3 separate regions of the Mus musculus genome follow, and regions 1 and 3 are each linked to region 2. Evidence: chromatin loops called from intact Hi-C (ENCODE). Cell type or tissue: left cerebral cortex. All regions are shown on one strand. Each heading gives the region's core, and the rest is flanking DNA. Links, peaks and the distances in the headings are about the cores only. Region 1 overlaps Nrxn3 (neurexin III). Region 2 overlaps Nrxn3 (neurexin III). Region 3 overlaps Nrxn3 (neurexin III).

What was found. A loop is a pair of places that touch in the nucleus more often than their neighbours do. Peaks named below come from ENCODE experiments on the same cell type or tissue, not always from the same donor. Only the 100,000 strongest peaks of a DNase experiment are listed, where the experiment ranks them.
Region 1: it touches region 2 in a loop (2.0-fold over the local background); 2 of 42 quality-filtered maps call a loop at or near these places.
Region 3: a loop joins it to region 2, with 2.6 times the contacts of the local background. A loop is called at or near these places in 2 of 42 quality-filtered maps.

The regions. Positions count from the first base shown.
Region 1 is chr12:89,716,910-89,727,402 of GRCm38, forward strand. All of the region lies in intron 14 of Nrxn3 (neurexin III), which reads left to right. Among named protein-coding and RNA genes, the nearest start is that of Gm40538, 690 kb to the right of the region's middle. In left cerebral cortex, for the core only: no CTCF peak of the experiment used is centred there; DNase peaks (open chromatin) are centred at 5,719 and 7,324.
Region 2 is chr12:89,548,804-89,559,296 of GRCm38, forward strand. The region is part of intron 14 of Nrxn3 (neurexin III); the gene reads left to right. Among named protein-coding and RNA genes, the nearest start is that of Gm40537, 580 kb to the left of the region's middle. In left cerebral cortex, for the core only: a CTCF peak has its summit at 6,428 (motif pointing right); a DNase peak (open chromatin) is centred at 6,150.
Region 3 is chr12:89,807,372-89,817,864 of GRCm38, forward strand. All of the region lies in intron 14 of Nrxn3 (neurexin III), which reads left to right. Among named protein-coding and RNA genes, the nearest start is that of Gm40538, 600 kb to the right of the region's middle. In left cerebral cortex, for the core only: CTCF peaks have their summits at 4,642 and 5,527; DNase peaks (open chromatin) are centred at 4,940 and 6,161; H3K4me3 peaks cover 2,865 bases; H3K27ac peaks cover 1,859 bases.

The DNA of each region.
Region 1 (10,493 bases), core at 3,004-8,003, 170 kb after region 2:
AGAAAATCCCTGTTGTTGTAGTCAGTCCCTGACAATCAGGTAAAATGCAGGAAATGTGAGTTCCTTCAGGTTCCCACCTGACTCTAATTCTTTCTTCTCTCTTCAACTTGCTGAGAATCATATCTATGCTAAGGATCCCTCTAACTTGTTCATTTATGAAAAATGTCCAGTGTACAACACTCACTGTTCAAAGGCCCAGAACTTAAGAATGCTCTGATCTCAACTGTATCTTGTTTTCATCTAGCCCTTATGTTCCTTAATGTCAGATAGTAGATCCTCTCTCTATATTCCATTTCTCTGGAGAGTCCAGAAACACTCTCTTGCCCCTACCTACATATTTTAATCATGTTCATGTATAAATGTACTGTCTTCTACTATGCTCTCTCTTTCCAAGCCGGGCTTAATGTACCCTTCTTTGCCTTCAAGGCCATTTATCTTTCTCATGTTCTTAATCTGGAATTCCAAGAACATTAGACTTTTCATAGTTATTTCCAGGTGGGTACTAGCCATAATAGGTGTTAAAGATACCTAGAAAAAGGTACTTTTTTTTTTAGAAGCTAGGTGTTTAAGAGAGAGTTATTCATGAGTATCTTAGTTACTTTCCTATTGCCATGGCAAAACACTATGATCATGGCAACTTATAAAAATAAGCATTTAATCTGGTCTCATGGTTTAGAAGAGTCTATGTGCATCACAGAGAGAAGCATGGCAACATGCTGGCATGTCACCTGACCCACCTGTGGGAGCCAGAGAGAAATGACATGAATTTTTGAAACATCAAAGCTCACCTCTGGCAGCGTACCTCTTCAAGCAGCAACACACCTTCTCATCCTTCCCAAACAGTTTCACCGACTAGAGACAAAACATTCCAACATATGAGTATACAGAGACAGCTCTCCTTCAAACCACCACAAAGAAGATATTAGAACTTTGACTGATGTTTAAATGGTAGATCTGGATGGGAAATTTCTCTTTCACTAATGAACAGCATTGGCTAAGATATTGGGAGTTTACACTTTTTGATAGGTAAAAGTTTCATCCAGAAGCGTCTAGAATTGTTCCGCCCTGTCTTGTCCCCAGATATTTCTTGCCTGTATGTTTTCAGGATCTAAGTATTTGAGAAGCACTAAATACATTAAAAGAACATGGATTCATCTTGATGTAATACCTGCAGGAATAGGAGGTGCTCAGGACTTCAAGAAGGAATTGGGCATTTGGTGCCTGAACTGGTCCAGCCTCAAGGGTTTGGGCTACTAATCGATGCTTCCCTAGATAAACTCTCTGAACCTGTCAAAAATCAAGAATCATCACATCTCAAAATACTTTATTCAGTGGAAGGATTATTTCTCTTTTGATACGTTGTTCTGTTGAGGTGGAGAAATGCAAATAACCCTTTGGAGAACCCCTTGAAATACATGGGCTCCTCACTTAGGGCCCAATTAGTAGGAAAAACTCACTCTTCTATAAGATTTCACTGTGCCCTTGAAATTGCACTTCAAAACTACATGCACTGACTTCCCCCAGGCACAGAAACAGGCTCCATGTTTTAATTCTGACCTTAATTAAATCTCTTACACATAATGTCTATGTGATTCTCCAGTGACACAGGACAGGCAGAGGAAAGGTAAGTGACCGACACTCTAGTTTTATTTTGTTCTTACAATAGACCACTATGGCCAAATGAAGTTTAGGCATAGAAGGCTTGTGCTTTGGCTCACATATCACGGACTGTTATTGCGGGAAGTCAAATCAGGCACTCAAACAGGATCAGGAAGCAGAAATCCTGGGAAGCCACTGCTTTCTGGCTCACTTACTCACAGGTTCCTGCTTCTATAGCTTTCTTAAACAGTTCAGGGCCACAGAGAAGCGGTACCACCCTATATCAATTAACAATCTAGACAATTCTCCACAGATGTGTCCAGTGGACAATCCCATCTGGGTAATCCATCAAAGGAGACTCACTTCTCAGGTGACTCTTGGCTATGTGACATTGACAGTTAAAGCTAAATATGACCCCTGCAAATTTTCTTTCTTTTTTTTTTTTTCAAATTTCCTCTCTGTCTCTCCATCTCTATCTCTGTCTCTCTCTCTTTTATGATAGAGTTGGACTTTAAGAGAACATCCTCAGTTGTGTTACAACATTACAAGTCTGAAGCAGTTAAAATCATGCCCAGAGTCATGCTTGGTGGTGTCTTCTCTACTGCTCATCCAGTCTCATCTAGTTTCTTGTACTTGATAAAACCAAAGTCAGTGAAAGATGCTCTGTATAGGTTTTCCCTATGGTTGATCCTAACCCAACTGCTGGAGTGCCATGCAAAATGATAGCACTCTTTGAAATCCAAGGCGGGGAAGTTATCCTGGCTGAAGACAATGTGTTCAGCACAGGTCTGATAGCATGGTGGCTGCACTGTTTGTGGCAAGCTGTGGTTTGCACTGTCTTTCACTTTTGGTTTCACCTAGCACGTGGGAGGAAACCTATAGCCAAGAGAAACAAACACACCTGCAAAAACCTCCTGCTTCTAGAGCAGAATCGGAAGGTCTCTTGTGTGTCTGTCTGCTTTAGTTTGACTTTTGTGTCCCTCTGAGAAAACACTTCCAACTGAGATAAGACCCAGTGACCTAGTGTGCAGCCCAGATTCAGGAAGGAGGTCTCCCCTCCCCCAGCATGCTCAAAACAGGAAAGAAGTGTTTTATGTTGTATCTCAACAGACCTAAAAAAAAAAAAAAATGAAGACTACATTCTAGATGATATACCCAGTGCAGAAAAGACCTCTTTTGTTGACTGGAGCAGAGTTTGAGTTATTTTTATCCCTTTTGGCATTTGAGTTAATTAGTCTAATGAATGATTAAGTGGGAAACAGGTGGGAAGTGTAGAAATCATTGGAGAAAGTACCCGGAGAAAAGCTGAGAGAAAGGCTGGAGCCATGCAGTGCTAGTTTGAATAGGGACTACAGTGTTCAATTGGCCTCGGTGCTGGGGCTTCCCCTGCCTCTGCTTACATTGGTTAGAGAAAAAAAAAAACAAAATGAAACAAATCAAAACAAAACAGTTACTTCTAAAGCTTCTGGGAAAAGAGATTAAAATTACCCCTCCCCCCCATCGTGTCCATTTTAGTTTGCGTTTCCATTCTATTACCTTTACCAATAACATATGTGCACGTGGACACTAGTAAAAGGAGCCAAGGGAAGAAAAATAAAGGGAAGGGAAGGGAAGAAAAGAAGAGAAAGTGAAAGATAGATAGTGAAAAGAAGGCAGCCAAGAGACAAAGAGGGGTGGGTGTTTGCCTTGTCTGGGATGATGAGATGTAGGAAAATGATAATATCTTTAAATCTAAAATATCTAGCAATGCATTCAACAAGAGCCCATGTGTTTTCTTAATTTGAAAATTGACATTGTGGAGCCAAATGCAAAACAGTGTTTATCTCCTGCATTGCTAAAGAAAATATTCACTGGTTTGTTTCACTGTCCAATGTGTTCCGTTGTCTGGTTGTTCACATGGATTAGAGAAGATTTTGAAGATGGATCATCTGATACATCATCCTGTATTATCTGATACAATACTAACATAAAACCATTTTAAGAAAAGTAGTCATGTATGATTTTGATATAGAGATGAGTGAATTAATAAAAAGCACTGAGTGGAGTGCCTCCAGAATTGTCCCTAGCATATGTGGGAATTTGATATTTTACAAAGATGTTGTTATAGTGGAGGATGGAAATATTTATTTGACAAATGGTAAAAGTCCACCTTTCTATCCATATGAAATAAACGTGCATTAAATAACTAGCTTACCTTGTAAACAAATTTCAAATAAATTAAAAGAAATAACTTTAAAAGAAGAATATTCAAGAAAAATTTATATTATCTGCATAACCTAGTGATTGACTGACAGGTTTCTAGCCAGTACAGGAAATCCTAGATGCCTGCATGTTATATATGCATACATACATGTATGTGTATATAATTTACATATATAGCATTTAAAGTAAAAATCTACAATATAACAATTTGTTTTAATAGCAAAATATACCCTTAGCAAATTTAATATGTAAGTAATATGGTTAAAGAATGCTATAATAGAATATGTGTATGAGGAGTGTAAGCAAATTAAACACACTGTGTTTTCTTTTATCTCATGTAACAAACAACCTAAAGATAAGCAACCCTGAGCCCTACAGAAGCTCATGTGGCATCCCGAGGTGTTTTCACTTATCTCTGCCTGACAGGCCGCACTACAGGCTTTCCTCTTCATGTTTATCACCTCAGGTACAAGCCCAAAGTGCTGGGCAAGTGTGCATTTTTTTGAAGGAGAAGGATACAGAAACTTCCTGTGGTGGCTCCAGGTATATGGAGCACTTGCTAACGTCTGGGTCTAAGTATTGCATTGGTTGGCTTCACCATGACCCATTTGTACCCTTGTGACTGTAGCTCCTTAGCTTTGGAGACGAGGGGTACACTAAGGCTGGATAGATGGGTCAGAGTGCATGCTGAGCAAGTGAGGGAAATGTCTACATTTTTCATGGGCATCTTCACACCGACACCTAAAGAAAACAGCTCAGTAGGAAAGCAAAGCGAGAAACTCGCAATAGAAATGTTGCACGTGGCATATACTATACCCGGAGGAAAGGAGCCAAGCTGCCTTCACATTCATGAAATTGTGCGTCTAGGAAACAGTGAGAGCGTTTTATAGTCATCCAGTCCACGTAGGTTTTATGGTGGCTTGGAGTGCTGGGAAGAAACTACTATAGCTTCTTTCCTTCTTTAAAAGAGCAACTTTCATATGGCAGTTTCACTGAACTCCAAGCATACAATTATGTGTCTGTGTGTGTATCCTTTGACCTAGAAATCCTAGACATGACACCTATTTCATCAAAATAAAAATATGATTATCTAAACATTTATTCCCAAGGGTTTTATTGGTTTTTTTTTTTTTTTGATTGGTTCAAAAGAAGAAGAGAGGTTAAGTGAATATTCATACTGAGAAAAGTGGACTTTCTAGGTAAACAATAGTGAATATCAGCACTGGTATGCAGTTGTTTGGTAACAAAGATTTTGGTCTATCTTGATCTACAAGTAACACAGAAACATTTTTACAATGTACTATTAAGTTACAAAATAAATTAACAATGGAGGAAGAGAAGAATTATATAAATTATTAATCAAGGTTGCCACAGTGGGGAGGAGAGAAACAACAGTCAAAGAGGAAGGGAGGGAGCAAAAGAAATCAAATTTTCCTGTGCACAGTACAATGATGTAGATTTTTTTTTTTTATTTTGAATGATGGACAAGAAGTCACAGTTAGAACAGTAAGCAGTGAAGTTTAGGAGGATAAAGAATAGTAAGCTGAAGTTTTGCATGCAACTGTTCCCCGTCTGATGATAAAAGAACTGAACTATCAAAAGTTCTTCTTCATAGGAAAAAAAAAGTATAAATGCCAAAAGATCCATGGTGAATTCTTCATATAAGTAGTAAACACTATGGAGTTCTCTTCTATAATAACTAGATTAAGTATCTTCTTTTTAAAGCAGGTGGTAAATGTATGTTTTCCCATTAAGAAAATGAATCGTGTCTACAGGAGGGATAATGAGAAGGCTGCGTGGTTTCGATGCACATGTGCAAAGTGTGGGCTACTTCAGTGCAGGGAAGATTCCTCCCTGCTCATAACTGAGTCCCAGAATGTTCGCAGCCATCTGATTCCAAGCCCAGAGTTTTGGCTCCTGGGCTGTGTTGCTGGCAGGGAAGAAGTAGGGTGGCATGTTGTTTAAATCACAGCACTTCGCTGTTTCCTGGCTAAGTTACAAAACAACGCTGTAGTCGTGAAACTGAATGTCATCAACACGCGTTTTGTGGCATGTACAGAGCACGCACGACACTGTAGTAGCGCTTTAGGCAAGTGCGCGATTCCATTTGAAAGAGGTGTTGTTGCTTTCCTGTAGGAAGTTTACAAACTGAAGGAAGACAAAAAAACATGAGACAAAACAGCCAAACAGAAAGCAAGCCAGTGGGTTTTCCAAACTGCATTATCTGATTCCAGAGCTTAGCTCCAGGCTTTGCACATTTTAAATACTCAATAGCAACAACTGAATGGCCATAAAAATCAAACCTGTTATAAGGCGAAGGGCCATTAACTGTAGTATTTAGCCGAGTGTTTTGTCTTTTGCCAGAACCCATCTCGCTTGTGAGCAGTTAAATGCAAGTATGATTTCTCCTAGGATTTCCAGTTATTTTATCATCGAAAGGGGCTCTGTATCTGGTTGGTGCTTCCTTACGTCGAGTGAGGTTTAGGGAAGCACACACTACCGGTTTCTAGCATGATGCCTCTCCTCTATGGAGAGGGATGTAGCTGCGTCTCCCTGCGTCTCTACTCTTCTAGTCAGTCTGAGCCCCACCCTTTGCACTGCGCAGTCAACACTCCAGCCATCAAGGGGACATTTGCTGTTTTCTAGTGCATTGTGATAGTCTGGGTCTCTAGACACAAGGTTGTTTCTTGCTTCCACTGAAATGCCAGTCCTGGCCTGTTTATATAGGCTCTAGACTTCCAAGTTTGGTTAAAGAGTCACTGTTCTTGGCATGTTTTTCATTAAGCCTATCTAGAAAAGTATTAAACACTCACGACTTCGTTATTCTGATTATTTATCATGTGTGGCCCTTTTCCCAATGATTCTTATTTACTGACCCTTTGCTTTATCATAGGATCTTTGTAATGGTGCCTCTAAACTGTCCAATGAGCATGTGAATGACTGAATGGCGACTCTAGTAAGGGAAAGGAGAAATATGATGCATTTGGAAAATGGGAAACAATTTTCCTATTTTAAGTAGATTTCCTATTTTATCGCCTATTTTAGAAACTATTTAGATATCTCCAGGGACGTTCTTTAAAATTATTTTTAGATTTACTTAGTTTATTTCATGTCGACGAATGAATGTTGTATCTGCATTTATGCCTGCATAGCCCATGCCTACCATGTATCTTCAGAAGTCAGAATAGGGCATTGACCCCTGGAATTATGAATGGTTGTGAGCCACCATGTGGGCACTGGGAATCAGTTGTAGGTCCTCTTCAGGAACAAGTGCTCTAAACCACTGAGCCATCTCTCCAGCCCCAAGAACAGTGTTGTGAGTAAGGATTTTATAGATGTGATAGAGGTAAGGAGAGTTTCTTGCCTTTTATCTTTAGAAAGTATGGGTTAACATTTGTAAATAGGAGGGATATTTTGGACACAAAGTGCTGCATAGCCACAGCGCACTTATTTAGGCTCCTCTAAAATAGTCTCTTCCTTGGGCATGTTTAAAACCTGAAGTCTGGTTGGCTTTATAAATATGCATGAGCTGTTGGGGAAGGAGAGCCTAGGGTGTGAATCACACTTCAAGCAGACCCACCCGCTCGCTCCTGACTGCAAGTTTTTCAGAAGTGTGAAATGAAAATGTTTTTTAAAATTAGAAAATGTGCCATCAGAACTTTATCAGCCCAAAGAGAAAATAAATAATCTCTTGAAAGGTGGGGAGGGCTGGGGATATTTAGCTAGTTAGTTTCACAGCTAAAATGCTTAGATAAGATTTTGTTAGAAAATGCACAAATTAATTTTAATGAATATGAAGGAATATATATATATATATATATATATATATATATATATATATATCTTCCCTAAACAAACTGGGTACTGAGTGCTGCAATCCAGGGTTTCTGAGGGATTGTTTACACCTAATTTATGAGCAAATTGTTTCATGGGGAAGAAGGGACTCTCAGGAGGTATCTTTGTAAGGTCTATTTGCATTTGAAGAGGCACCAGGGAGCATTGGAGAAGTGGGAGATTTCTGCAGAACCATTTGGATCTTAAATTGCTTAATGGTAACAACAAAAATGAGAGTAAAATAGTATTGTTTGCTTTCACATTTGTGGTAGATGGAGTTTGTTTTCCATTGTTAGTGTTGACTTTTAAAGTAGCTAGGATTGAACTGAGTGTGCTTATACAGGAACATCGTAAGGGATAAGATAAAGGATAACGATCTGAGCTCTCTGCTATTTAATCCCTAACTCACTAATCACAGAATGTAACTTCACCCAATCCACTTCTTTAACATCAATGCATGGGCATTAAAAGACACAATGGAAGAGCAAACACCCAATAGCAACAGCACACAATGATGCAAAATGCTACAGAAATTGAGCCAAATTGAAATGTGTAAACATTAAGATAAAAATCCATGAAACATTATAAAAATAAAATATTGAGGTGGATGTGTTCCTTGAAGAACAGTTTGCCATTTCCAAAAAGTGTTGCTACTAAAACCAGCCTGGTACATTACAGTCTGTGATGGAGAATGGGGTGGGGGAGGAAAGAGATTTAGCATGGGCTACTTTGGTATCAGCCAGTAGGCTCCATCCATCCTGTGTCCTGCTCAGGGTTCCTGATGTGGTCGGTGCAGGGAGGATAACCTGCATCTCTCATACACTTCCAAATAATAGGGACAGAGGCGACTCCTGAAAGGACACATAAAGAACATGGCTCTGTCACATGAGTAAGATTGAATGTGAAAATAATATAACTACCTGTAATTAAACACAGAGCTTATTTCTTAGGTGTCTAGTGATCTCTCTCTCTCTCTCTCTCTCTCTCTCTCTCTCTCTCTGTGTGTGTGTGTGGTATGATCATTTAAAATGCCATGTTATCATTTTTAGCCTCCTACTGTAGAGGCTGAAGTTCTTTTAATCAACGTTGTTATTGGTAACCCAGTGTGCATTTTCTAAGACCACTTGAGACAGACATTGTTTCTTATGGACATAAGAGAAAATAACATTTACTTTCATAACGTGGTTGTCTAGCTCCTTGACACATCTGCAGGCTTTGACACTAATTTATTACTATAATTTGACTCTTCTCCCATGGTTGAGCTTGGAAGTAAATTTCCAATGATGAAACTTGATGTTAGTAAATACTGCCAGATCCTGCCCTTAGGATATAAGAGAAAAACAAAAACAGGAACAAAACCCATAAAACTGACAACTGTTTATAAGAATGCATATGTCTAAGTACATGGATTTTTTTTATTTCTACCCAAATATGTTTCATTCGTCTCTTGTCTTCTTTCCCCTCCCTTTTCCTCCCTACTATCACCCTCCTGCCTTTCTATGTGTGGTGTATGAACATGGGTACATATATATATATATATATATATATATATATATATATATATACATATATATATATACATATATATATATGGATATCAGAGGTTGGCTTTATTGCTTTCTACTTTATCTGTTCATGTGCAGTGGTTCTTAGCCTTCTAATGCAGTGACCTTTTAATATAGTTCCTCATGTTGCAGTGACACCCCCAACCATAAAACTATTTTTGTTGCTACTTCATAATTGTCATTTTGCTACTGTTATGAATCATAATGCCAATATGTGCATTTTTGATGGTCTTAGATGACCCCTGTGAAAGGGTTGTTTGATTCCTCCAAAACTAATATAAATTCTCTGAACCTGAAACTCACAGACTAGACTGGCTAGACTGGCTTGCCAATAAACCTGATTTTTTTTTTCTTCATTCCCACTGTTGGGGTCATAAGTCACTGTGGTTGTGGTTTTTACATAGATGCTGGAGGTCTGAATTTGAGTCCTCATTGTCTTAGTTAGGGTTTTACTGCTGTGAGCAGACACCATGACCATAGCAAGTCTTATTTATAAAGGACAACATTTAATTGGAACAGGCTTACAGGTTCAGAGGTTCAGTCCATTATCATCAAGGTAGGTGCACGGCAGCATTTAGACTGACATCATACAGGCAGAACTAAGAGTTTTACATCTTCATCTGAAGGCTGCTACTGGAAGACTGAATTCCAGGCAGCTAGGATGAGGGTCTTAAGCCTACACCTATAGTAACACACCTACTCTGACAAGGCCACACCTCCTAATAGGGCCACTCCCTGGGCCAAGCATATACAAACCATCACACTCATGTTTGCACAGCAAGCACTTTATATATTAAGCCATCTCCCTATTGCTGCATGCACACCTTCTTGTTTAGTATCATTCTAGACCTTGGAGCCCCAAAGCTACAATGACTTTATCCCTAGACGTGAATGTCATTAAGTCAGCGGCTCCTGGAAAGTCATTAATCTCTGCTCAGGCCCAAGCTGCTTCAGTGATTTTCTCTCACTCAGCAGTGTCCTTACAAAGAGGTCCTTCAGACTCAAGGCTGTGCCTGCTCTCTGTTTACTTTCAACTGGAGAGAAGGCTTCCTACACTGATACATCCCTAGGGAGGTCAAGGGTAAGCATTTCTCTATGAAGAAATGCAGCTCCGACCTTCATTATCCTTAAGACTTCACTCTTGTTTTTGGAACTTCACAACCTATGGTAATAATTTATTTTAAAGGTATACTCCATCCTTTTTGGCGTTGTGTATTCTTGGCTCATTTTTGGAGGGTTCTAAAACCTAGCACTCCTAAGGAGGACACATACAAAGAGTGATGTACTCTGAGA
Region 2 (10,493 bases), core at 3,436-8,435:
GTGAGCCTTTTTTCATATCTCCTACTGTCAAAATGTAGCTTCACATTCAAATACCATATATCCCCACAGCGCAGTAATTAAGATTCTTTAGGACTTCTTTCTAACATAGTGTTTCATTGTAAATCTTCTAGCACATTTTAACACCTGGAGAAAACATAACTTTGCCAAACCTTCTTTGGCTGTTGGACCCATGCTCTTCATTTGTTCACCTGTGAATGCTCAGTGGGCCTTGAACTAATGGGTATTAGTGTAGTTTTTACATGTTTGTTCAGAAATGGATTGTTTCTCTAATTTGGATCAGGACTATTTGATTATTTCAATTACAAATTGCTTTAGTATAGTGCCAGTCACCAAAAGTTTGGCTTCCTTGCTCACTTGTTTCAATGACCTAGCTCTCTATGAGGTACCTGTCACAAATGCCCATCCAGTATTTTGTGTACATTGAATTCTATAGGGTCAGTAAAATTGCTTGTTTGCCCTTGTATTGCTGATACTTTATATAAAATCTGGCAGAGTGTGAATGTTAATGCAGTTCTCATAAATATATGCAATGTATCTGAAGCTTGATGGTGAAGATTACACTTGTTACCATGACCTAGCAATGGCAGACAAAATGTTTGAAATTATCAACTTGAAAATAGCAAATGGTCATTTTACCTCACAGTTTCAGAGGGTTTGGACCATGCTCAATTGGCTATGAAGCTTTGACAGTATAATGCACAGTACAGAACATTTGGTATAGACAGTTCTCAACATGTGAGTCATGACCCATTTTGGTTTGACATATCAGACACCCTGCATATCACATATTTACATCATGATTCATAATAGTAGCAAAATTAGTTATGGGGTGGCAATAAAATATTTTTATGTTTGGGGGGGTCACCACATAAACAACTATATTAAAGGGTTGTAGCATTAGGAAATTTGAAAACAACTGATATAAAAGATCTTTCACTTTATGGTAGCCAGGAAACATAAAAAAAAAGAAAGAGAAGGATCCCAGTGTCTTCTCCAACATCACAGCCCCCATGATCTAATGTCCTTCCATGAATTTCCACCATTCACCACTTCTCAATGGAGTGTCAGGCAGAGCACCAAATGTCAATGTTTAGAACTTCAGGGAACATCTAAGACCTGAACTGTAATAATGATAATAATGAGATATTAGTTTGGAAGCAAATAGGGGATTGATGTAAATGCTATAATGAGCCAGGCTAGGCACAGTCATTAATTTGTTATGATTATTCATTATTTATACTAGTTACATATATATATATATATAATATATATATATATATTATATATATATATGTGTGTGTGTGTGTGTGTGTGTGTGTGTGTGTGTGTGTGTGTAACTACCTCATTTATCTTACATTTTACATAGAAGTGCATTGTAAGAAGAATACTACATTTCCTAGGATTAGCTAATCAATAACAAAGGTCAACTTTGTCCGGATAGTGTTATATATAATTATGCCTTTCTATCTCCCACTCTCCTTTATGACAGAAGGGAAGGGCCAGAGGAACAGGCTTCTCTTATGTAAGGAGGGGCATGTTAAAGGGATACCTGAGTACTAGAAGAAAAAGGGGATTGGAGGGAAGCCTACAGCAAAATCACAATGCTATATACTAAAGTTTGTGATAAAATTTTAATTCTTGTACTTAATTGTTCATGTTCTTTTCTAAGCAAATACTTTTTTCCTCTAAAAAATGACTTTATATTTAATTATTTCCTCTATCTTTCAAAAATCAAATATATCTCAAATTAGTCCACATAACCAGGGTAATGTGGGCTATATGGTAACCATATGTACCATTTTTATAGACATGAAGTTCAATGTATGCATTTCTTATTTTATCTTTATGTCTGATCTGCTCTGCCCAAGTTCAGTGGGCTATATGGTAACCATATGTACCATTTTTATGGACATGAGGTCCAATGTATGCATTTCTTATTTTATCTTTATGTCTGATGTGCTCTGCCCAAGCTCAGTGTTATGTGGAACAAACAATGTGAACAGGGAAGGATGGTGGGAAACACCAGGGACTTCTTGGAGAACTGAACATTTAATTGTAGTCAAGCAAGGAGGAATCACAGCGGTGGTACCCTATTAAGTGAGATCCACAAGACTCTGGAGGCAAAAGGTTTCAGATGAAAAGAATTGCCCTACTTTTTTTTTCTATGTTGCCGTGATAATATTCCACTGCAAAAACAACTTAAGGAAGAAAAGATTGATTTGGTTCACAATTTCAGTTTACAGTCTATCATCCTTGGGAAACTGGGGCAGCAGTTGATCATATTACATCAGCAATCAAGAACATAGACCAATGAATTGATGTATACATTCTGGTGGTTGACTCCCTTTCTTTATTTTTTATAAAACCACAGGATTCCCTTTATAAGGAATGGAGCTACCCACAGTGGCCATGCCTTCTATCTTCACTAAAATAATCAGGATAGTTTCCCAGAGATATGCCTACAGGAAATCTAGCCCAGACAATCCATCAATTAGACTCTTTTGGCCGGTGATTCTAGATTGTATCAAGTTGACAAAATTAACCATCACAAGTACTAAGGGATGATTTTGCACAAGGGTATGAGTTGATCAAGACCTGGCTTAGAAGAATTGCTGGCAGTGTGTGAGCGGCAGCTGAACATAGAATAAGCTGTGTGGAGAGTAAACATCACTCATCTGCTCAGGGCAAAGAGCCAAAGCCTGGCTCAGTTTGTGAAAGAGTGGATTGAATGAAAGTTTCAAAGAACATTGAGTGAAGCCAGGAAAAGCAATAGGAGGAGCCTACAGGCTAAAGGGCATTTTGACACTAGGATTTTGACACTGTAAGCTTTAGGTCTAGTCTCAAGTTAAAAAAAATATCAAGCCACCCAAAGGCTGATAGTAAAGTCTAATAATCAAAGGATTGGTAGGATGGCTAAAATGTAATAAATATATTCCATTTATAAACTTGAAGATCTGATTATTGTTCCTTTTTTATTTTATATATGCTTGGATTTATAATTAATAGATCTTATACGTTAAAGAAATCTACATATAGGCACTAAACACCTTTTTGTGTTACTCGGACAGCTCATAAATTCCAGCTACGTGTTGGACTTAGAGGTATCAGATAATGTTTGCTGTATGATTTCTAGTAAAATGAATTGTGAATTCTCTGATTGAAATATAATTTTAATATCCTTTACTGTGTATGGCTGAGAAAAGTTCATTCCAAGTTCATTTTTTTCTCCCTGATGTGAACTAAGTTCTGCTACTGTTGCCCGGCTCTAGGCAATTATCATGAAGAAATTCCAGGGAGCCCAGAGGACCTTTCCTTCAAATACCTGTTCACCTAGAGTGCTTGAGGCATTCAATACTATTAGTTCCTGCATCCCTTTGAAATATGTACATTATTTCATCTTTATGGGAACACAGTTTTGACCCTTGGAGTGTATAGATAATCTCCCCTGCAGTATAAGAAAATTTTGACCTTAAGCAAATATTATAGAATTCTGGACCCCCAAATTTTATGTAGCAAAGGCTTGAGGGATGTGTACTCTCATTTTAGGTTTCTCGCTTTCTACTCCTTCTTCCCTTTAACTGCAATTTCCAGTTGGCTGTAAGAATTCTCAAGACATCAGTACTACATTTTCTTGCACCGTATTCTCATAATTTTGTGAGAGCTTGTGCACACTGAAACGCAAAGCTCCGGTTCCTTACTATACCTTTTGCTCACAGTTGACCTGGGTCATCTTTGCTGTCAGTTGCTTGTATTGGGCTTAAGCTTTCAGGTGGAATGATGCTAATACAGGTCAGTTCTGTTCCATCCAGGGGATTATGTCCCATCAGGCAGCCTTGGCATTCCCCTTTGTTAAAGAACAACAGAAGGCAAGATAAAGTGTTTGATGATTGGATTAAGGGGGATGAACTTATAAATTGTGGTCATCTACCCCCTCACCCCCCGAGAAGGTAGGCATAAGGTAAAGTATGATTTGCTTCTGTGTTAATCCTATGATTTTCTGGTCCCATGGCTTAGAAAGTTGAGGATTTGTCAAGTGGCTAAAGAAGGACAACCCAAGGTTACATAGATTCGATGAGTTTGTTTAGAAGTTCAGAAAATAAACCCTACCACTTTTAGATATCTGCATAAGGAAGTATGTTTCAATATTTTGGGGTCTCAAGAAAAAAACTATTTCTCTTTAAGAAATTAAAAAATATTCCTATGAATTAATCTATTATACTCTGTCACCCAAATTAAAATAGCCATACTATTTTTTTTTAAAAATCATGACTTAATTTTAAGATAATGAGGAAGTTCAAGTATACAGAAATTAAAGAAAATCGTCTTTGCCATGGTAGTAAGTGTAAATGTTTTGTTTTATTTAATCAATTTTGCAATTTATAACATGGAAATTATATGCAACTATAAACAAATGAATATTTGAGAACCAGCTTCCATCTCCAGCCCCTCCCCATTTTTGTTTTCTTTAATGAAATCCACATTGTAAGTTAAAGTCTTTCCATTGGTGCTGGTGGTTCAGGGTGAGTGGGATGCTTATCATGGGGACTTGCTACTTACACGCATGATTAAATTCAGTTGTCAGGTTTGGACAGGAGAGATCCCCTCCTCTTCCCCAGGAAGTCTGTAGAGAAGGGCTGGGATGGAGAGGATATTCATTTTCCAGTTTATAGAAGAAGGGTCCATCCATCATGATCAAAGAAGAATATTTCATGCCGTCCACCTCTGGTGAGGGCTGCAATAAATATTCTATCCTCTCCCCAACTTTGTTTCCTGCTCTGATTAAAATTCACCTTATAAACAGATAGGATGGCTTGAGATTATGAAATCAAAACACACAAGAATTATTCAGTCTCTGTTGCTCATTTTCTCCTCTGTGAATAATTTCTGCTGACAGGTGACCAGTGAGGCCATCTGTCTCTTTATTACACAAGCCTGTGGTGGGTCCCGTCTCCTCTGCCCTGGAGTTAAATGAAGGTTTCTTTGACAAGAGAATAATATAGGCCAGCAAATGTAATGCGATTTTAGGACATTCATGATTTCTTTTTAGGAATATGAACACAAATATTTTCTTCCTATGATTGAAATGTAAGTATTTCTTAAAGATTCAGGTAGATACATATCATTAAAATAACCCAACCATTCTCAGTATTAGGAAGTCTAGAAAAACTACTAATGTTTCAGAATTTGTAGTGTCATTTTCTTTGAGTATTTCATTTATTTTGATCCATTCAAATGATTCATTGGGGGGGGGATGTCTATGTCATAATAGATTGCTTTATTGTTCAACATAGCCTCTAAATTTGATTAGGAAAATGAAATCTACGAAGTACCTCAGCTATAGATTTTGGAAAAAAATGATTTGAATGTAATGTTCACTTCTCTTTCTGTGTTAGTTCAGAGGGAAAGGATTTTGATTGTTTGTTTGTTTGTTTGTTTGTTTTAAAAGACAACTGTAAAACTAACAAACTATTCACCCACCTATTCATCACCATTTTGGTCATATCTGCACTTCACACATGTTATCCCTAGAGGAGATTATCCAGTGCCAATTGGAGGGGAACTCATCCCTAGACTGATAATGTTCTTCCGGTTATTTGTTGAAGTTTGCCAAATGACTAAAGACTTACGGAGTCCAGACAGGGAAGCCACTTTTCCCTTAGTGGAAATCTATTTTTATGATTCCTGTTCTACCATATGAATATAATCAGATAGAAATTAGAATGTACTAGCTAAGAAATGAAATAAAACTTATAAGAAACACTTTGGGAAACTTTTCTAAGACTTCAGACCACGGCAGACTAATCTATTTCCTCTTGATTCTGTTTATAGTCTTTCATTTGATTACCATTACCTCAACAGAGAGAACTGAGATGTAATCTTTGGGATAGCCGTCTCAAAAGTTACAGAGCTAGGAGACAGGGAACGGAGGTGGCAATCCAGCTTTACCTATGAGAAATGAGTTCCTTTCTCTATGATATCACCTTGTTGTATGCAAAGATACAAGGTAGGATTACAACCACATTCCCACAGAGGAATGCAATAGAATCCAGCCATAGTCTAGATGGCCAGACACTGGTCACCTAAATGCCTAGTGCTATAAGAGGATACTTGGCAAACAGGAGTATAGACAGATGGTGCCCAACCCACACATCTCTATTTATGTAGAGGCCCCCAGTGTTTGTGTTAGCAGGTTTGGATGTTAATAAAAGAAATTGTTTGTTCTTTCTTTTTATGCCTGCAATTCATTTTTAGTGTAGATTTAAAAAGAAGAATTTGTAAGATCACTAGATACCAAGAGACGTGTGAGCAAAGCCAAAAGTGTATTAGGTTTAAAAGGGAAAGCCTGTGCATACATTATAAACAAACAAACAAATAAACAAATAAATGTTTGCCATTTGTCCACTAGAGGGTACTGTGAGTCCATTGGTCAATTTAATGGATAGGATCTTTTTTTTTCTTTTTCTGCTTTTTTTTAAATTCCTCCTTTTCCCCATGTTGGTCAAGGGAAAATGGAGGGAATCAGGACTAAGAGGAGTAAACAGTGGATATTCTCAATGTGAGTTTTTTCTCAGTCATGACCCTTCTTTATAAGCAAGAAAATTAAACACATTTGGAGAGTTTCAACATGCTCTTGTCAGTGTCCTTGTTATAAACCATACTCATGTATTTTGATAAAGAGCATTGATACTCGGAATCAGGTAAGTTCCTGTTATGAGCAGATATTTCAACAGGAAGCACTGACAAAAATGCCTTTCCTCCTACAGACAGTGTGTGGGAAATAGATGGCATGAATGAGAAATGACTAAAATACCATCCAACTGAGTCTGTCATTTGAGGTTCCCAATGAAGGACGATCGCTTTTGAGATTGCTCTAGGACACATGCACAGCTCAACAAGTGCTTTCCTTTTCTTAAAGTCTGTTATCAACGAAAACAGAAAAGGCAAGGCATGACCCTGTAATTTCCTTGAATTTGTCCAAAGCACGAAGTTTCTGTCTGAATATTACTATGTACTAAACAAGATTCTGGGCAGTGGAAAGATGGAGATGAAAGATAAACTCCATCCCCCAAGAATTCTAAATCCAGGGGTATAACTCGCCAGTGGTTTGAGAGACATTATAAATAGAAATTAGAGGTAGATAAGAAGCTATTTAAATACTCAGCTATAGGATCTATTGTAGCCCCCCAATGTTTGGCATCCGAGAGCAGGGGCAGTAGGCAAGTAGATACACATCTAATATTGTACTCATCATGACCACTTGACCTCTTGCAACATTCAGTTCTCACTCTTAGCCTAGGGCTGCAGACCAAGAGATGTTAGCAACCTGGATGTCTGCTGGCTTCCACGTCTCTGTATTCCTTCTCTGGCACCTTAGAACCATTTGCCAGCTCTCCACTCTTTTGCCATATCTATAAAAGATACCAGCTCTACCTCCACTTTCCTTGCTGTTGACATGATGGCTCTCTCCCTTGATGCTGCTTCTTCAGTTACCAGTGGCTCTAGCTAGTGTGGCATGGATCACCTGCTTCTCTTAGGATGACATTCCACTGGGTGTGGCTGGGATTATTCAGGCACAAGCTTTTCCTACTGTAGGTGTCAGGATCCTAGGTACATTGAATTCCTGCACAAGATCACTAGGTGGTTTCTGGCAGCTTACATGGAAGTGGCACCACAGTGGTTACCAGTGATGGGTCTGGGGCTCTAAGGTAGCTTCCCCTCTATCTTTCAGACAAACACACCAAGGCCTCTGCCCCATTTATTTAGCACTGAAATGATGATTGCTAGTTCTTTGCCCTCAGGTCTAGAGCTGGGCAGCTGGATGCTGTTCTCAAACAAGGCTGTTCAAAGAATCCAGCACCAGGTACAGGAAACACAATGAGAGTCACTGGGACTTAATTCAATGTAGCTGGACCCCATTAGTATTTGTGTTTGTAGATGTGTCTATGCCTGGAAGCCATGAACATATGCTGGGCTGTTTGGAAACCCACCACTGAGAAACTGAAGCTGTATGGACGCTGGTGATACCAGGTAGTATGGATTCTCAGCTGACAAGCCACTAGGTAATGCACACAAGACACATGCCACACCAGGGGCCCAGAGGGAATCAAGCTGTTGACTATAATGGTGTTCATTCCACTCTCAAGGTACAGATGCTACACACAGCCCCACCCAGAAGATCCAGTTTGATTTTGAGCCTGAAGGATCAGTCTGCTGCCTTAGAGTAGGGTCCATTGCCTCATGAGCTGGGCATTCAAGCTGCTGTTGCCTTCCCAGCACTCCCTACTCTTCTCTACTACATCCTTCTTCATATTTCCAGCTTAACCTGCAATGCTTTGGTCCTCACACTGTAGCATCGGGGGAAGCAGCGAAGCAAGAGTGGCTCCCAGCTGATTCCCAGAGTGAGCCTACATAGCTTGAAATGTGGGTGTCTGGATCAGTCATGGGTATTTGGACACTCATAGTCTTGCATCGAGTGTCGTTCACAGTCATTAAGTCTTATGTTTTGGGCCAGTCGTGAGCTTCCTCCCCACCCCCTGCCCAGGGGAAGTATACCACCTCTTGCCAAGGTAGATGTAGTGCATCTATGGCTTATTATTGTAAAACATATGGTGTAAATTGCTTCAAGCACTTTTTGTGATATGCCTGCAGAAGCCAGGGCAATTAATTTTTTTTTTAATGTGGCTATCTGAAGACATTTGTGACCATGGGGGCTAGCATCAGGGTGGTGCAGCTGCCTGTGTGACTGACTGTGGTTTTGCTCAAGGAGACTCACACAGCAAGAACATCTAGAACTGCTCCATCTCTGGTGGGTTTTTTTTTTTGTGTGTGTGTGTGTGTGTTTTTTTTTTTTTGTTTGTTTGTTTTTTGCTTTTTGAAACAAGAAAATGGCAGAGAGAGAACTTAAAATATAAATAACTTAACATTACCACTACAGGTGACTTTTAACAGATTCCAGTAGTCTTAACACTGCTTTAAAAGTGTCCAATGCCTAGGGTGTGATGGGTTCCCCAGTCTGTCTTGATGGGAACAATTAAGAGATGACATTGTACAAGACAGTGTGCATGGCTGGTAGAAGGCAGTGAGAGTCAGGAAGACATTGAAGGGGCAGTAAATCAGAGTGGGGTAGCTAAGACAGTCTAGAAGAACAACTAGACTGCACAAGGAAGAAGAGATACAGGTATAACTAATGTGAGCATAGGTGTTTGGAGAATTGAGTGGTCTGGGCCATGATGATGTTCACATGGGATGGAGCTAGAAATTTGGGAAGTAGCTAGGGTCTAGAATTAGGGAGATTGAGTACAAGTTTAATATGAGCTGTTTTCTAAAATACATAGTTGAGACCTTAAAGAAAAAGCTCATACACTAGCTATATAACCCTATGCATCCATCACCATGTTCTAAAAGGTGTAATAGTGCCATAGAAAGCATCTAGACTTCAGGCTTCTGTGGCTTGTGTCACAGTTTCCTAGACTTCAGGGTGATTTTAGAGCTTGACTTTCCTTCTGAAACTTTCCAGCCTATTAAAAAATTGATTTTGCAAGAGCCAGCAAGCTCCTTGACTTAATTATTTAAGGGTTGCTTGGTATTTTCACTATTTCTTCCAGATTATGAACAGAGGGGCCTTGTAAAGGCTCTGACCAGGCTCATTTAACCTCTGCTAAGCAAGTTTCTTCGTGTGCGTGTGTGTGCTTGTGCGTGTGTGTGTGTGTGTGTGTGTGTGTGTGTGTATGTGTGTGTGAGAGAGAGAATATTTGTATGTGTGTATGTGTGTCTGTGTGTGTGTGAGTATGTGTGTGTCTGTGTGAGTGTGTCTGTGTGTGTATGTGTGAGTATGTGTGTGTATCTGTGTGAGTGTGTGTATGTGTGTATGTGTGTGTGTGAGTATGTGTGTATCTCTGTGTGTGTGTGTGTGTTAGGGAGGAATGATTTGCAGTAAGAACTCTGCTAATGGAGTTTGCAGGTTTACAGGTATAAAATTCACTGAGTAAGACTCAGAGTCAAATGTCCTCCAAGTCAGAAAGGGTTCCTGTACTCTTGGAAAGTCCATTAGTACTTGTAAATTCCCAAGTTCAAATGCTATTTTGTAGGCAGTTAAAAATAATCTGCATTATATGATTGTATTATAATGGCTTACACAAGTAACCTAAGATTGTAACCATTGGTTAGTTCACTGTTTTCCTTGGTGTCTGTGTGTGGTTTCCTGTGCTTGTTACAGAGACAGGGTTTAAAGCTAACCCTTTATGTTCTTTGCTTCATTCTCTGTGTATCAAAGCTACTTTCACAATGTTGGTATTCAGTACCCACTAAGAGCAATAGCCACTTCCCTTTCTGTGGGTAGCACTGTCCTGCAGGGGATCATTAACTTTTCCTGAAGAAGCTTTGTCTCTGAGATGCTGCCTGCCTTCCTGTTCCTATTCACATTAGACACTTCCAACTGCCTTGTTGATTAGAAAATGCTAAATCATAACTTC
Region 3 (10,493 bases), core at 2,147-7,146, 260 kb after region 2:
AGATGTAAAAAGAATGAAATCGAGTTAGTGTCTTTTCTGCCAAAGACAAGTCAGCATGCTGGGAGCACCCAGAAGATAGTTTCCACTTGTATTTTGGGGTTGCTGAGGTTACCCCTGTAAGATGTGAGTAAATACCAGGAAAGTGCTAACTGCACGAATGACCTCTTAATGTCTTCTAGAGAAAATGAGGATAATAATAGAAGAATTATTATGGTTGTCATTATTATTGATACTGATCATTTTCAGTATGTCAGACACAATTGGTAAAAACTTCACATGCATTAGCTGTTTGAATCTATAGATATCTTGTAAAAGTATTCTTATTTTAAAACAGGGAGACCAAAGTAGAACCTAACCAAAGGTACTCTGAAACCTTATACAGCAACTAATAATTAGGATTTGAATTCAGGCTGCCAAGCAACACAGCCCAACATTGAAACCTAAATCAAGTCTCAAAATGCATGCTAAACTTTTGATTGGGTGATATATCCTATAAATATGCAATAGACATCACTCAGTCTTGGGTTACAGGCTGTTGTTCAGGGGGAGAGTGTTTGCTTTGGTATGTGCAATGCCCCAGTACTCTACTCAGAAAATAAAGAATTCTGTTGGTTCTTTGAAACAATAATTCCTTTTATTTAGTTCCTCAAAACTAGATAGAGATTTTCACAGTGGCAAAGATGAGAAGTTTAGATCAGTAATTGCTAGAAGCAGTTTAGTACAGACTATCAGGTGTTTGTGGCAGACCACTAGGAAGAACTAGGTCCTGTCTTTGAGGTAATAATAATAATAATAATAATAATAATAATATGATCATAATCATAATATTTAGTTAATAAATTATTATTTCATTTGGATTTCAATTGGAATTAGCTAAGAAGTGTTTGTTTATTTTTTTATCTTTTCTTGAATTGATATATAAAAATCTGAACTCTATAAACAATTCCCAAGCCCATTGATCAAACTCAAAAGATCTGGAAAATGTAAAGAGATTTGGCTCAATACTTAAATGCCTGAATTTCCTTCTGTGGCCACAAGGAGGACAAGGGAATAATGGTGTTTATAAGAAGGATGATGTAAAGAAACAGAGGAGATCCGGTGTGCTCAAGGGAGTGTGGCCATAGATAAAACATATTCTCTTCATGCATCCAATTCTCAACAATAGAAGGTAAAACATACCAGAGCAACCTAAGCATTCTCCGAGGCACACATTTGTACAAAGATGCTACGGTCCTCTTCATTTAAATCAAATTCATGTCGGAGTGATATTTAAAAGGAAAAAAAAATTCTCTTTTATACTCCCAAAAGGAAAACTTACTCAAAATCGGTCTTTTTGCAGGATGGCTTTCTTAAATAAATGAACAGAAGAATGAATTATGTGACTATAAATAAATCCCCTGACATATAATAAAGCAATGTTCGACTGTTTTATGGTGTCACTGGAAGAACCCCTGGATATATTTATAGCCATGTTAACAGTCACCTGTATTTTTCAGGACTTTTATTTCACTGTACATTATGAGAGTTTAGTCGGGTGAGGTTGGTGTTTGTTTTTCTCTTCCCAAACTGCCTACTGGAGCTGTGTAGAGATAGCAAGTAAGGATTTCTACTCTTTGTTTTTGTTTTTTGTTTTTTGTTTTTTTTTTTTTTTAAAGTAGGTCTTCACTTAATGTCTTGGGTCTCACAGAATCAGGCTGTGCCAATGCTTTTCTGGTCTTTCTAAGTCTGCAATCACATTAGATGTGCCAGCAGTGGCGAACTTGACAGGTATCTCCTGCTGACAGTGAAGTGGCACGTCAGAGCCTATCCAAGTGAGAGGAGGCTTGTGCAGAGATAAAATGCACCGTGAGGGACGACGGACAAGGCAACTTCACATTAGGTTCCTGACGCCTGACACTTTAAGTAGAAGTAGGAGGCTTATTTTAGAAGCCAGCGGATTCCTTAGACTTCCTTGGAAGCTGAGGCGATGAACAAAGTAAGGTAAAGAATTAAGAGGAAATGCTCTCTTCCACTCTGGATGGTCTCCTAAGAAGAGAAGAGAGGCAAAATTAAAAGGGCCAGGAGAGGAGTCTGGGATGACAAACTCTGGAGTTGAATGTACCCAAGAACCCCAGCTGTTGCCCCTGTGGATCTAGCTACAATAGGAGTTTACACACCTTGTTCCACTCAGAAATGCAGGATTCTAAGGATTTCCATCTGGGTGTCATGAGGGGGATATACACATGGGAGCTAAGGTGGATTATTCCCATGAAATTATTCTCCTTTAAGATCTGTGGGGAGAATAACAATTTCCAATCTATTTCTTCCCTTTTCCATCTTAAAAGTGGACCCGCATCTTCCGCTGTTTGATGTGCCGGAGATGCCAATTAAAAGAGCCCAGAAGAGGACAGAATGCAGGAGGGAAAAGGAGCACCCATGATGGGCAGTGATGATTACTTTTCTAGCTGTAAGAGGTGTTTAGAAGACATCAACTTATCGCCATAGATAAAATTCTCAAACTATGCTGGCCTAATATAAACTGTAATAGACTGTAAGAACGGGAGTTCGAAAAGACATATAAATAAGAAGGTGTTGACTAGAGGGAGGGATGTGAGACATATGGAAAAATTAACAGTGTATTATATTGGGGAGGGCTATGTAGTTTATCAGGATGGCAGTAGCTCAGCTCTTTGGAGTACAAGCAATATAAAGCAGCCTTGAATTTGTTATCTGATTAGTCCTCTCCTCACTCAACTATGCTCATAAATGGAGTCTCCCTCCCTGGAATCTACAGCTGCTTCTTCTGACATTTTGTGAGTAGTAAATAAATAAGTTCTAAGGATAGGACCTGGAATGAACAGTTCCTGCTGTATCGCACCAGCAGAGCTTGCAGGTCCCATTCTGAGTCAAGGGTTTATTTTCCCTCTATAACCAGGCAGAGAATTAGTTGGAATGTCCATCCAGGCTCCCCTTGCTTCCTTGGGATGAAGTCCAACAGTCTCCTGTCCGTGCCAAGTTGGAAAAGGAGACCATGAGATGGATAAGTGTTGTGTATATCAACTCTGGAAGGCTTGTCTCTCGGAAATCAATGTCACTAAAGTCAGACAAATGGACCACTGAAACTCATGGTACGAGAGCTAATAGATTCGAAGCCTTGGTTGGCAATTGGCTCAATGGGTTCATTTATTCAGCAAACATTTACTGAGATCCTGAAACTTGATACCCGTGTGCCACACCCAGAGGATGAGGTAGAGAGTTGGACAAAGGCTCTGCCATCAGAGAACCTATCTACCTTAATCTTTCTAAGGATATAGCTCATGAACAGATGAAGTGACTTCTGAAAGCCAATAATGCTGGAAAAGAAACGAATTGGAACAACAAGGTAGGATAGCCACCAGAATGGCAGTGCCTAAACCTGCAGGAAAATGTTCTAAGGAAACAGCATAGCAAATGCACCCTGCTAATGTTGAAGGAATCCTTCTAGAGAAAAAAATCCGAGCAGGCTTGGGTTGGTAAATATCTAGGTACATTCAACTGGTGGAAAGAAAGTCTGGGGAGCAGACAGAAGTGAGTCAAGAATGTCTAGTTGATGGAACTGTCAGTGCATCAGAAGCCTGGTCACCTAGGTCCTTTTGAAGACTGTGTGACAGAGTTAGAGCAAGATCCAAGTGCAATGGGAATCCTCGGGGGAAATTAAATCAAGAAGCAGCTGATAAGAATAAGAATTATTGTAAATTCTCAGGGGTAATGTTTAATATTTTGTTCCTTTTTTGCAATGAGCAAAATTATATGTAACAGGTACTATGTGTACAATTTGTAAGCATTTTATTCTAAATGTGTGTGTGCCTCTCTCTCTCTCTCTCTCTCTCTCTCTCTCTCTCTTTCTCTCTCTCTCTCTCTCTCTCTGTGTGTGTGTGTGTGTGTGTGTGTGTGTGTGTGTGTGTGTATAGTGTGCCTACCCTAATTTCCTTCAGAATCAAATTGCATGATCCGGGCAGAGTCTCTGCTAGTAAGGCTCAGATAGAAAGGACTTGCCTAGGAAGAATGTCCTTCTATTGTGTTTGTGTTCCCACTCAGTGGAGGTAGTAGAAATAGTGGATAGTGTTTCCTGAAAGGGCTCTGGCCCCTCCTGGAGTCGCAGATTGCCTTGAAAGGAGCTGCACACCCCACCCACCCCTGAACAACCCCTTTTCAAACTCCTCCCCTCCTACTCCTTGCCACCACTACTCCCTACTCCTGCACGCATCCCCTACCCAGATTTAACTAGTACTTTCTGGTACCCAGCACCAGTGAGAATCTACTCGCCTGAAACATTATCTTCTGGGCAAGTCAGGGACAGACCAGCCACTCCTCCGCTTTGCACACTTCTTTACTGTGATTTGACTTGAAGATGCTAGCCTCTGGATCCCGAATTCCAAGGGTCCAGGGTGGGTGGAAGCCACATCTTAGGATAGACTGGTAGCCACGGAACACTTCCTTCACTCTGAAGAGTCCCTGAGCCACCCAACCCATAACCTTTCCTTCCGTGAGCGATGACACGGATTCTATCATCTATCCACTGACCTAGCAGTGGTGTCCATTGGCTCTTGTTCAGTCTCAGCAGAGATGCACGCCGGAGAGTGGACGCCCTAAGTGCTGCGAGAACAGCCGGGCGCCTACCACAGGCAGTCCGGTGTGCTTGCAGACTCAGGGTTTATTTTGGTTTAGGGACACTTGGGCTGGAGGTATATTCCTGCCAAAAGCTTCACTGGTGCCTTAGTCGCCGAGTTGGGTTTAGGGATCTTAGGAGAGGAACGGGAAGGGAGATCCCCGGGGCCCTGAGCAGAGGAGGGCTGTGGGTCTCCTAGGCGCACGCACAGCGGGGTGGAATCGAGGGAGAGCAAGGCGAGAGCTCTGGCTGGTGCCCGGGTGTGTACAAGCAGCCGCGAGCTAGCGTACACTTGAATGGGGAGGGCCGGGATTCCTGGAGGCTCCACCCCTCCCTCCTCCAGAGCCAGCCAGTCCCTCGGCAGAGCACACCGGCTGTACTGATTTGCTCTCCGGAGTGCGTTATTTGCATATGACTTGCCCATTTGTGAATTTGACTCCCCAACTCCTTGCTTCACTTCACCTGTGCCTCCCCAGTTGCGCGCACTTTGCTGGTACCGGCTCTGCTCTCGGCCACCTCTGTCATCCGCGAGCCACCTCCTCTAGCGCTCTCCCTGATTGCGCCTACCCTGCTCCTCTCCACCTTCTGCTACGTTGGTCTGGGTGGCTAGCTCAGTGCTGTTTCTTTTCCTCTGGCCCTTCTTGATCCCTTTCTCTGGCTACTGCTGCTGGCTGATTTTCAACCTATTGGGAACTCAGGACTTAAGGCGGCTGCACCGTGGCGCTCATCCAGGACACTCAGGGTTAACAGCCTCCGCGCCCATCCACAGAGACTCCCGGGAGCAGAACTCTTCCACCTGCAGCCCCCTTTTGCCTGGCAGTTCTGCATTGCATCGCTTGGAAGTCGAAACAAGAAAGAAAGAAAGAAAGAAAAATGTCCAAACTCCTTGGATGTTGGGAAAAACTAGCGTGAATTTACTTGGTTTTTTCCTGCTCTGTCTTCTCTCTCCGTTTCCACCTTTCCCCAGTGGCTTTCCAGAGTATGCAGCTAGTACATCGGACTTGAAGTACCAAGAGAGCAGGAAGAAAGCTCGCGGGTCCTTCCCTGAAATGTGTGACAAGCCAGGGCTTTCCAGGTCTGCTGTACCTGGGTCGACTCTTGCATCCTAAATTTCTCTTCCAGGAAAAGGCAGGGGGGAAAGGCTTTGCCTTATCTTTTTTTTTTTTTAATCTTCGGTTTCTTTTTGTAGTTTCTTTTTTTTCTTTTTCTTGTCTTCTTCTTCTTTTTTTTTTTTTTTTTAAACCGATTCACCATTTCCCCGAAAGCTTTTATTGCTTCCCTCATCCCCAAATTGAACAACTCTTCCTCCTGCTATGATGGGCCTCTGGGCATCATGAACTTCGTTATTGCTCACTGGCTGGAATTTAAACTGCCCATCTGTAGTGGTCCAGTGCGTTGACCATGCACCTGAGAATCCACCCAAGACGGAGCCCTCCTCGCCGGCCGGCCTGGACGCTTGGGATCTGGTCCCTCTTCTGGGGATGTATCGTCAGCTCTGTGTGGAGTTCTTCTAATGTAGCCTCCTCCTCCTCTTCCTCTCCGGGATCTCACTCTCAGCAGGAACACCATTTCCACGGCAGCAAGCACCACTCTGTGCCTATTTCTATCTATCGCTCCCCTGTTTCCCTTCGAGGAGGGCACGGTGGGTCTCTCTGCTCTTTATCTTTTACTGGGTCATTGCAAATCTTTAACCCACTGTCTTTCAGGTAGATTCCAGGATGGGAATAGCAGAAAAAATTCAATTTAAAATTATGAGATGGCTTGCATGTGCATAAGGGGAAAATTGTCACTTTCTCTTACAGGCAAATGCTGCTTGCTCTCAGCCATTCACTTTCCAATAAAAGGCTCTCCCCTCCTTGGCACTCTTGCTCATGGCAGGGCAAACACACTTTCTACCCTTTGCCACCTTCTCCTCCCCCAACCTGCTGATGGCAGGCAGCTGAAACAACTCCTAATGATGCTACAATTTGGAAAGTCGATCATTCACCTTACGTTAATTCACCGGTCCTTTCTCTGGTCTCGTGGTCCTTTCTCTGTTCCTGTTTCGGGGCTGGTTGTGAAGAAATAGCTGACAGCAAGTCCTTTGGGCATCAGCCTGAAGTTGATGAAACTGCTATAAAGTTACCTATGTGATAAAGATCTAGGGAGAACAACTGAGTCAAAGAAGGCAGAAAACATAGCTAACAAACAGTGGATGCTATTTTTCATTTGGTTAGCTTTTTATTTTCCTGTATGTAGGTTGGAAAGAGTAGCGATGCCCTACCAAACACACATCTAATATTGCTATTAGTGAGGAAGCAATATGTCAGATAAGGCTAAACCACTTTTAATTAAGCCCTGTAAATCATAGCAGCTTTGACTCACCATGTATGCAAATGATGTTTCAATTAAAGTCAGCATGAATGGTTAGTTCACACAAGCCATGTATGATATATTTTTGCTTCAAACAACCTTCTTTGCATCAGCTATTGGAGGAAGAGACCTGTGGTTCATAAACATATACTCAGCTCTGAGCAGGCTCCCTCAAAAAAGACTGATGTCTACAGCCAAGGCAGGAGCTTGCTGTAGTAAATCAGCCCAAGAAGTGTTTACTATGCACTCCACTTTGATGAGGAGGGGAACGGGAGAGTGCCTGAGCAGCCCTCCAGTGAGCTGTGCTGTGAACCTCTCTAGGGGCCCTGTCATGACTTGTATTTTAAGGTAGGCAGGCTCCATTAGGAAAGTAATTCTTTCCACTGGTTCCTAGCTAGGGGCTCCTGCTCCAAGCTGTCTGTCGTTTTAAGTGGAAACACATTGAGAGAATGCCAGCGCATGCCGGTTCTTTCCCTCTTTTCAAATCCCATGTGGTGGAATTGTCAAGTAGTTGAGAGCCTGTAAGGCTTGGTAGAAGGCTCTCCTGTGACTGAGAGAATGCTGGAATGCTTCCTTGTAACCTGGTTGCTGTTATGTGACTTCTGTTGGGTCTGCTATAGACTCTCTTTAAAGCAAAACAAAACAAAACAAATAAAACCACAAAAGACCAGGCAAGAGCTACACACAGACACACTCACAGAGGGAGAGGGAGGGGGAGGGGGAGGGGAGGCGAAGGGGAGGAGAGAGAGGAGAAAGAAAGGGAGAGAGAGAGAGAGAGAGAGAGAGAGAGAGAGAGAGAGAGAGAGAGAGAGAGAGAAATTTCATTAAGATGGAAACTTAACTCCTAAGGAAGAGACAGACTGGGATGGTGGTTGAAATGAGGGAAGCCAGACAGACTATTACTAATAGCCATAATTAAGCACAGAAACGCTGAGCAATAATTAGCTAAATTTTGCTAATTAGTGTAAATGATCACCAGGGAGATGAAGATTATGCATTAGTTAGAGGTTAGAGGCTAGCAGGGTCTTGCTATTTCTTTTTGTTGTTGTTCAAGATGTAAACAGTTAAAAGCAGTACTAATAGTGATGGAATTTGCAGAGCAGAGTACTTGAGGAGTTTATAAATTCCACCCCTCCTTTCCAAAAGGGTCGACTCATACACAGGTTAATTTTTCCCCCCTTACCTCATCTATGCTAAGATTGCTGCTTGGGTTTTCTCTAACCCCTTTGACGGGTTTTCATTGTGATTTCTCATTACCTGGCAACTGATAAGATTCAGGTTGATGGATAAGAAGAGAATAAAGAAATAGCCAGAGACTCCTCACAAACCTTTCATATCCAACTGAACTGCAGGGTGCACCAAACCCCAGGGGCTGCCATGGTGAAGATAAGAAAGCTTCTGTATTCTAACTCTTGCCTGTCCTCTTTTAAGAAGTCCCCATCCCACTGATTTGGGACTTGGGGACTGAATATATCGATACTAAATAGGTGGCCTCCATATTTAATTCATGTTTTTAAGCTTAAAATCAAGCGAAGTAGCAATTAACAGTAAATCCCAACCTTGGCTCTCTTCCTGAATCCCAGCTGTGAGCAACCTATAGCATCACTTACTAAAACAACCCCGAGACTCCCCAGAGCTTTCCAGTAATATTCACCTCCCATTCATATTTGAAATACACTGGCTTTCTTCTAGTTCAAGGCCAAGTTTAGGTCAGCATTGCTTTTATAAGTATGTCTTATGTGCAGGTCTTAGGGGGCATAGACCCATGCAACTGGGGTAGTTGTCATGAATAGTTTGGCTAAGGCTCCCTCCCTTTTTTTGCCTTTCATGCTGGCTTAAAATTAAAGCTAAAGCCTTGAATCCAAGAACCTTCTTTTGACTCAAGAAAGATTTTTAAAACAAACAAACAAACAAGCAAAGCTTGCCATTTTTAATGCTTTGCCTAACTTCCCAAATCCTCCAAGATCCTGCTGATCAGTAGCCATCCCCTTTCCCCACCACCCTGCCCTGTGGTGGGATTCTCTCAAAGGCAGTTGGAAAAAAAACAGAAATCCTCAGAACAGCTGGGAGTTTTCACATATGCTCTTATCCTTGCTTGGAGGTGATCTTTAAATTATTGATTATGCTATAGATTTGTGTGAAGTCCAGGGCAGCCTGGGTGATGCTGAGATCATTTGTAAAATTGGAAGAGAAGATTAATAAGGTACTGGTGTACCCACAAATAGTCTCTGGCTAGGGCTCCAAGATGGAATGAGCCCTTTTAAAAACTGAAATCTAATATCCTTCTTCTCCTTTCTCAATCTCTTCTTTGAGGTTCCCCACCCACTTTTCATGTATCCCTCTACCAAGTAGTCACTCAGAGAACAGTGTTTATGGGCCAGGCGTTGGTCTGTCTACAATATAAGTTAATAAAACATTGGTGTGTTCAGCTTGGGCATGACTCTGTAACTATGTTGATCCCTGTGAAAGACAAGTGCTTCTTCATTGTACAAACTGTGGAGGAAGGTAGGGCCAAATCATTTCATATGAAATCTAAGTGTCCTTTATAAAATTCATATTTTCATTCTCCCGTGACTCAAAATACCCCTCCACCTTGAGTTTTTTTTTTTTTCCATCTTATGCTTGGTTTCCACAATTTAAATAGCAGCTGTGAAAGTGCTGGGTGGTTTAGCTGGGCAGAGCATAGAAATAGGTACAGTGTACTGGTTTTCATCCCATTAATTTTCATTTCCATACAGGTTTTATATTCTTTTCCAAACCATCCTAAGCAGATGTGGTAGTGGCCTCACTGGTGGCAGAGGAACCAGGGAGTCTTGAATGACACTCTGCCACGAGATCCTTTCAGGGCCTAGCCTCTAAAGTTTGCCCAGCATTAGGCTCACTCTGGGCTCCTCTGCTGAGCACATTATGGCGCTGTGCAGCTGCTCTCTCACCACTTTCTCTCTGCCTTCCTTCTTGAGATCGGGAACACTGAATAATTCAGAGTGTTGGTTGACAGATAAAACGATAAGATTTATACGTCGTTGGCCTTGGTGATGAATTAATTAAATTGGTTTCTCCTCTATCCTCGGCATGCATTGTTTTCTGTCTGTAAAATGTGCTTGCTGGTAAGTGGTGGGCTTGGAGATTTGCCTGCTCTTGAAAGATGGTAGGGGAAGATTATAATATCAGAGGATAAATCTTTTCAGGACTGCTAATGTTATTGCCGCCACCACCAGATAGGGTAGAGGTGGGGGAGGGGGGCTGCACTGTTACAGGCAGAAGAGATGAGAAATGCTTAACAATTGCCTTCAGGGCTGAGAGGAAAAGACTGTTTCTAACTACTAGTTCATAGAATCCAGCAGTGAGACTTTACTCCTCGATATCAAAATTTCAGAGGTACCACATTCTATTCTGTAGTTTAGAGCTGATTTATCAGGATTTCAGATATCTCTGGGACCCTGGATAGCCTTGGAGAGACACACATCTCTGAAGGTAACCCATGAGCTTCCCTTCCATATTTGTTTCCTTCTAG